Linked DNA regions of Homo sapiens: region 2 is linked to region 1. A link is a contact called in ENCODE Hi-C or POLR2A ChIA-PET data. All regions are on one chromosome and are shown on one strand. The core of a region is the stretch at or near the end of the contact, and the rest is flanking DNA. Distances in the headings are between cores, read along the strand shown.

What was found. Hi-C counts contacts between places; a loop is a spot of excess contacts on that map. ChIA-PET counts read pairs that join two places held with the same protein, here RNA polymerase II (POLR2A).
Region 2: a loop to region 1 is called in a map of PC-3, with 8 times the contacts of the local background. The contact joins two enhancer-like sites. A Hi-C loop is called at or near these places in 5 of 168 maps with a recorded cell type or tissue (PC-3, breast epithelium, gastrocnemius medialis and 2 more) and 1 of 37 single-sample maps with no recorded cell type. POLR2A ChIA-PET finds 5 or more read pairs at or near these places in 7 of 52 experiments (A673, AG04450, H1 and 4 more).

The regions. Positions count from the first base shown.
Region 1 is chr6:14,839,834-14,843,862 of GRCh38, reverse strand. No RefSeq gene overlaps it. Among named protein-coding and RNA genes, the nearest start is that of JARID2-DT, 400 kb to the left of the region's middle. Within about 2 kb of position 1,927, at least 2 of the 41 ENCODE cell types and tissues checked have a DNase peak (open chromatin) inside an H3K27ac peak, as active enhancers do.
Region 2 is chr6:14,886,867-14,890,895 of GRCh38, reverse strand. The region is part of intron 2 of LOC105374945 (a long non-coding RNA gene); the gene reads left to right. Among named protein-coding and RNA genes, the nearest start is that of JARID2-DT, 360 kb to the left of the region's middle. Within about 2 kb of position 2,080, at least 9 of the 41 ENCODE cell types and tissues checked have a DNase peak (open chromatin) inside an H3K27ac peak, as active enhancers do.

The sequences.
Region 1 (4,029 bases), core at 678-3,177:
CTTTGGAATAATCAGCAAAAAGTTTTGCTAAACAAAGTGGTATTTACACCAAAATTCAGAAGATATATTCTGGTCTAGAGGCATGAAAGAGCCAGGTCAGTTCACTAAGTGAAGATGGACTTTCTCAGAAAAGAATGCAGACCAAGGGAAAAGAAGAGGGTCCCATTGCTTTCAGAAAAGTGGAGGGCATGGGCTTGGTCTAGGGACATTGCTACCATGGCAGAGTGAACATGGCTGAGGACCACAGGCTGTGTACTACTCCATTATTCTCCCATTCTCCACCAATGGCTGTGCCACAGCCTCTTTGGTGACCAACAGCTTCTTAGTTATATTACCTCTTGAAGAGTGTACGTTACTTGAAACTCTCTTTTTTGGTTCCTCTGTCATCACTTTTTCTTGGTTTTCTTGATACTTCTCAGAACAATATTTTTGACTCCCTACAGGGCTCCTTTTCTCTCTATCCCTTCCTTCTTTTCCTTTCTTTCCTTTTCTTTTCTTTCTTTCTTTTTTGACAGGGTCCCACTCTGTCACTCAGCCTGGAGTGCAGGGGCACGATCATGGCTCACTGCAGCCTCTACCTCCTGGGCTCAATCCATCCTCCCACCTCAGTCTCCTGAGTAGCTAGGACCACAAGGTACATGCCACCATGCCTTGCTAATTTTTTTTTTTTTTTTGGATGGAGTTTTGCTTTTGTTACCCAGGCTGGAGTGCAGTAGTGCAATCTTGGCTTAGTGCAACCTCCACCTTCTGGGTTCAAGCGATTGTCCTGCCTCAGCCTCCCAAGTAGCTGGGATTACAGATGCCTGCCACCACACCCAGCTAATTTTTTGTATTTTTAGTAGAGACGGGGTTTCATCATGTTGGCCAGGCTGGTCTCGGACTCCTGACTTCAGGTGATCTGCCTGCCTCGGCCTCCCAAAGTGCTGGGATTACAGGCATGAGCCACCATGCCTGGCCTTTTTTGCATTTTTTGTCAAAGTCTCACTGTGTTGCCCAGGCTGGTCTTGAACTCCTGTGCTCAAGTGATCCTCCTGTCTCGGCCTCCCAACGTGTTGGGATTACAGGCAAGAGCCACCATGTCCATTGTTTCTCAACCCTTTAATCTTTTTTTTTTTTGGAATTCCATCCTTGGTTTTGTTTCCTACTCACTCTATTCTCTCTTCCTAAGTGATCTTATTCACTGGATGGTTTTAATTACTGGAAAATAAATTCTATGTGGGTTGAGATTTTATCTTCTTCACAGCTATATTTCCAGCACCCAGAAGAGTACCTAGTGTATCGTGGGTGCTCAGTAAAGAGTTTTTAAGAGGTTGAATGAATTGCCATTCATAGGCACAATCTAAATGTAACCCTAATAAAACCTAGTTGCCTTGAGTCCAGCTTAACACAGTGCAAATTAAAAGGAAACATAAATTTGACTACAGAATAAAGTATTTGTGAGTGCAGATGGGTAGAGCCTTTCTGGAAGGCAATCTGGCAATTCTTAGTTAAAATAAGTATGTGTACACTCTATGACTCAGTACTCACTTTCCTACTTATAAATCACAGAAAAAAAAATCTCCTATGGGTCTATAAAAGAACATGAATGAGGATGTTCATTCCAGTGTTATTTGTGGAAAAGAGAGTTGGAAGCAATTTGAACATCCTTCACTGAGGAATGTCAAATGAAATGTGGCAGATGTATAATAGGGACACCATGAAGCAATCGGAAGCAACTGGAATGAATAGCATGTAAACACAGCAGCACACATCAACCTCGAAAACATTGTTTCGTGGGATGAGGTAAGAAACATAATGCTCTCTTTTGCACAATGTCACTTACGTAAATTTAAAACATGCACAGCGGGTCGGGTGTGGGTGTGGTGGCTCACGCCTGTAATCCTAGCACTTTGGGAGGGCAAGGTGGGCGGATTGCTTGAGGTCAAGAGTTTGAGAACAGCTTGGCCAACATGGTGAAACCTCATCTCTACTAAAAATAGAAAAATTAGCTGGGTGTGATGACACATGCCTGTAATGCCAGCTACTCGGGAGGCTGAGGCAGGAGAATCACTTGGACCCAGGAGGCAGAGAGGTTGCAGTGAGCCTAGATTGCACCACTGCACTTCAGCCTGGGCAACAGAGCCAAACTCCATCTCAAGACCAGCCAGGCCAACATGATGAAACCCCATCTCTACTAGAAAAAAAAAAATACAAAAATTACCTAGACGTGGTGGCAGGTGCCTGTAGTCCCAGCTACTCGGGAGGCTGAGGCAGGAGAATTGCTTGAACTTGGGAAGCGGAGGTTGCAGTGAGCCAAGATCGCACCATTGCACTCCAGCCTGAGCAACAAAAGCAAAACTCCTCCTCAAGAAAACAAAAACAAAAAAACACAGAGCTGCAGAAAATATTCTAGCTCATGGTTTGAGTGCTATTTACATAGGTGTATACATACATGTAAATTCAACAAGCTGCATACTTAAGGTTATTTTGCTTTACTGTATCCATGTTATACCTGAATAAAAAATTAAAAAGTGCACATGAAATATTATATATAAGAAAAATTAACGAAATAGAAGGATACACATCAAACACATTAGAAAATGGCTTGTAGTGGGGAGGATGGAGATAAAAGGGAATGAATGAATAAATAAGTTAAAGAATTTCTTTTTAAAAATCAAAAATGGAGTTTTGCATGAACCAACATGAGAATGTGCCCTGGACTGAGAAGTCTGAGGTCTCTTCCATATATTTCATCTATTTGTCTATGAGTCTATCTATGGAATTATCTACACATTTTGTTGATGGTTCCCCAAACCATCCACAGCCCTACTCTCTTGTCTCAAGTCCAATTCTACATCTCCTGTTGCCTGTTAGGCACCCCGAACTGGAAGCTCTTGATTTGTGTCTTAAACACTAAAAACAGAACAAAACAAAACAAAACAAACAAAACCCCAAACCAAAAACACAACGTTAACTTCCTTGAGAGATGGTCTTTGCCAGCATATTGAAATCCTGCTTACTGCAGGAATCTAGGCATCTCTCCATATGCTCTAGGTTGGAGCAAAATTTTAGACCAGCAGCACCGGCATCACCTGAAAGCTTATCAGTAATGCAACATCTTAGGCCCCACCCCAGACTTACTGAATCACAACTCTTTTTTTTTTTTTTTTTTTTTTTTCTGAGACGGAGTCTCGGTCTGTCGCCCAGGCTGGAGTGCAGTGGCGCAATCTCTGCTCACTGCAAGCTCCGCCTCCCAGGTTCACACCATTCTCCTGCCTCAGCCTCCAAAGTAGCTGGGACTACAGGCGCCCGCCACCACGCCGGCTAATTTTTTTTTTTTTTGTATTTTTAGTAGAGACGGGGTTTCACCGTGTTAGCCAGGATGGTCTCGATTTCCTGACCTCGTGATCCTCCTGCCTCGGCCTCCCAAAGTGCTGGGATTACAGGCGTGAGCCACCGCGTCCGGCCCACAACTCTCTTTTTAACAAGATTATAGGTGATTTGTTGTACACGAAACCTTGAGAAGCACTGCCCTGTTTCTTGTTGTACTTTCTTAACTGAATGCAGACTACTGGGTAGAAAGAAGTGGAGACTCCTTCTGGCAATACCTAAGTGGGGTTAAAGACATGCTGTATTCAGGCTTTGTATGCCAGGATCTGTTAGATGAAGAGTGAGCATCCAGAGTTCTAGCCTCTTCTTGGGCGAGTGTCCTTGGAGAGGCCATTCCTCATTATGCATTTCAATAGCACTCTATATTAACAAAGCACTTCTCCATCAATTTATTAGTGATTCTCTCTCAAATTCTCTGCATCATCTTTCCAAGCAATAAATCGTGGTGTATTTTCTTTGTAACCCATAAGTGGTCGATAAGTAAACAAATGGGTTGAAAAGGTAACATAGCAGAAAAGTGTTTCAATTTTCCTTCATCCGTCCTCCATGCATCACTTAGGGAGAAACCAAGTGTTCAGAGACTCCATCTGTATTTAGAATATCATTCTAAACGGAGAGAAGGAGGGAATAACTTTATGTTACATTATAGAAACCATTAGT
Region 2 (4,029 bases), core at 831-3,330, 47 kb before region 1:
ATGAGCCACCGCGCCCAGCCTGTTTAGCTATTTGTTTTGTTTTGTTTTGTTTTTTGAGATGGAGTCTCGCTCTGTCACCCAGGCTGTAGTGTGGTGGCGCGATCTCGGCTTACTGCAAGCTCCGCCTCCTGGGTTCACGCCATTCTCCTGCCTCAGCCTCCCAAGTAGCTGGGACTACAGATGCCCGCCACATGCCCGGCTAATTTTTTTTTGTATTTTTAGTAGAGACAGGGTTTCACCGTGTTAGCCAGGATGGTCTTGATCTCCTGACCTCGTGATCCTCCCGCCTCGGCCTCCCAACTATTTTTTATTATCTATGCTCTAGAAGCTCTTTATGACTATTGTCACTGTACGGTGGTCTTATGGGTTCATTTGTGTTCCCTCCCTCCACAAATTCATATGTTGAAGTCCTAACCCCCAGTATCTCAGAACGTGACCTTATCTGGAAAGAGGGTTGTTGAAGATGTAATTAGTTCAGATGAGGTCATTAGGGTGGGGCCCTAGTCCAATATTACTGGTGTCCTTATAAAAAGAGGAAGTTTGGGCACAGAGAAATATGCACGCAGGGAGGATGTCACGTGAAGATGAAGGCAGAGATTGGGGCGATGCAGCAGAAGCCAAGAATCGCCCAACACGGCAGCAAACCATCAGGAGCTGGGAGAGACACAGGGAACAGATTTTCCCTCGGGGCTCACAGAAGGAGCCCCCCTTGCCCACACCTTCAACTTGGACTTGCAGTCTCCTGAACCGTGGAACAATGAATTTCTGTTGTTTGAGGCACTTGGTTTGTGGCACCTTGTGATGGCAGCCCTAGGAAACTCACACCAGTAGAAATATGACATTAGATTTCTACAAGCTGGTGAACACCACCTCCCCATACTCCTCGTGCAGTGACTTTGCATTGTTAGCTTGAAATAGCCACAGCAACTGATTTGTAAACAAACGCTACAAATCAGGCTGGATTTATTGTCTCATTGGTTGTCTAGACAAGGGGTTGGGAACTACAGCCTGTGGGCCAAATCTGGGCCCCCACTTGCTTTCATAAAAAGTTTTATTGGGACATAGCAGGGACGCTCTTTTGTGTTCCTGTTGTCGACGGCTGATTTGGCACTACAATGGCCCCGTTGAGTAGTTGTGACAGAGACCGAATAGCTCACAAAGTTAATATTTACTATCTGGCTCGTAAGAGTCAAATTTTATGGAACCCTTGGTCTAGACTTAAGGAAGTGAGGGAGATAATATTAAACATACAGATAAAACTTTAAAGTCTGCCTATCAATAGCCATTACTTTGTGAATGACACAAAAAAATTTGAGAAAATCTTCCTCCAGTCTTTGACAACTGTATCTGATTCTGTAAAGGAGTTGTTCCTATCATTGACGAATGAGTGGAATTCTGACACAGATCTTAGTTGTTTCACTTTCCTGTTGTTTACATAAATGAAAATAGCAACCAACAGCCATCCCAGAACTATACTTGTTCATCAGTTGCCACACTGGTTGGCTACAGAGAAGAGAGTTTGTCAAAAATCAATGGAAGTTGCTGGGTGTGGTGACTCATGCCTGTAATCACAGCACTCTGAGAGGCTGAGGCAGGAGGATGGGGCAGGAGTTCGAGACCAGCCTGGGCAACATAGTGAGACCCTGTCTCTGGTTATTATATTTAAAAATAAAAATAAGTAAAATAAAAATCAATGAAAGCATACATAAGAAACAATTGGCTATATGGAATTTACCAGATTGTGTGTATCATATAGCAGTAAAGTTTATAATAAACCTATGTGTTTACATCTACATATGCACACATTTTCTCTCCTGGAGAGCCACTTATTAAACTTTTATCAGCACGCCACTTCACCTAACCTCTGTGCGACACCTGCAGCTGGGCAGAGGACACATAGTTTGTGGGGCTGTTGCCATATGACTCTGGCCTTGGCTTGGTTTCACCACCATGCTGCCTAAGGGAGCACAGTTGGTAGAAACAACTGCGGTAGGAAGGCCCAGTGGCACGAAGGAACTGGGCTTGGCTACTCCCTGCCCTGGGGGATGGACAGTACGTACCAAGCTTCAGGGGTGAAGCAGGCCTGCTGATGAAGGGGTGCCAATGCAAATCCGAGGTTGGACTTGCTCCCACCAGTGATAGAAGTCCTTCAGCAAGGGAACAACAGGGTGACAGGCCTGATTTAAGAAGCCAGATTTGGTAACAATGTGAAGGACAGATTGGATGGGAACAACCAGCTCTGGGGCTGTCACAATCTGTGGTTTAGTAAACAGAGCTCAGAAAGTCCATGGCTCTGCCCTAGGCATGTTTTTTGGCATTTGTAAAAAAGGCTTGCAAAATGTTAAGAAATGGGATCCTTGCTTGACTGTAGAAGTCTCAATGGAACCCCAGAGCCTACAAAACAGAAAAATAGAAAAGCAATTCTGAAAAGCTTTGCCAAATGGCTGTCATGTGGCTTTCTACCATCCCTCTGTTGCTTTCTAGGTGCCTATTAGAAATGAAGAAATAGTTTGGCAGCGACCTTCCCTTGAAACAAGCAGTTATGGATGGAGGGCCTTGATTTGAAACTAAGACTGTGCATTTGCAGTAACTTGACAAGGCTCTTGGGTTCCATGGAGAATATATTGGGTGGGGCCGCCCACAGCACCTTGGGTTCATCTCTAGCAGGGCATGTCAACTCTTACCTGGTCTTCCCAGCCCGTGACGGCAGATGCCGGGACAGTTGCTCACCACATAGCAAAAGCTGCTCATGACATTGCAAACCCCTCACTACCCAGCAAGGCAATGACTTTAGTCAGTATCCTGTCCTCAGGATGGTCTTCTTACAGCTGCTTCTTTCCCCCAAGCCCAGGTTTGATTTTAGGTGGGAAGGATTTAAGAAACTTTAACTTAGGCCAGGTGTGGTGGTTGACACCTGTAAACCCAGTACATTGAGAGGTTGAGGCGGGATGATTGCTTGAGCCCAGGAATTCAAGACCAGGCTGGGCAACATAGTAAGACCCTGTCTCCCTCTGAAAAAAAAAAAAGAAACTGCAATTTGTTGCTCTGCCATCTGGCATGCAGCCCCGGACTTGTCCGCTACATCGGGTTCAGAACTGGCTGCTGGTCTGGAGCGTTTCTCCCAGTGTGGGGCTGGTCAGGTCTGCCTGTTCCTGGGGTCCCTGCTCAGTGTTACAGATGCCCTAGGACAGGGGTGCAGCCTGGTTCGTGGCAGTCCTCCTGTGGCCTTCAGAAATGGATCCTCACTCCGGGTTCCCAACCCACTGGGCTTGTAACTTGCTGACAAATATTCAGATAACTGCCTGTCTGCATGCATTTGTTCAGTCAGGATACTGACTGACATCACTGACTTGCTGGGTGGTGAGGGCTTATTGCTAGAATTTTCTTTTCTCCACTCAGCACTGGACTTCAGATATGTGGTGGAAAAGACAGTGACTTTGGAATCAGCCAGATTCAGCTAAACTCTATGTTTTGCTGAAAGGTAGCTGTGTGGTCTTGGGCAAATAAGTTAACCTCTCTGAGCCACGGTTGCTTTTCTGTAAAAAGGAGGGTCAGACTGTCTGTGTCAGGTTGTTCTGAGGATTAAAAGAGATGACATAGGTAGAGAGACACCTCAATGTGCAGTGCTTGTCGGTTATCTGTTAGATAATACAGATAGTATCGTAGATATTAGCTAATACCAATGAGATCTGTTTGCTAGGATGTTCTTCAAATGCGACTGGAGATCTGTTTGCTAGGATGTTCTTCAAATGCATATTCTGATTCGGTTGCTCTAGAGCTGGGCCTGAGATGCTGCATCTTTAACAAACCCCCAGATGATGCCGATGCTGCTGGCCCCAGACCACACTCTGAATAGTGAGATGTGACATTGACCTTGGCTTCCTTCCTCGCACCTGCAGCCTCCAACTCCTGCCTTATCCCAGAGGGAAGCTCTTACTTCAGGCCAGAGACCCATGATCCTCCTTCTCCTAAGTCATCACCTAGCCTTGTCAGGAGATAAGTCCCCTGACTTCCGTAAGTCAGGCGAAC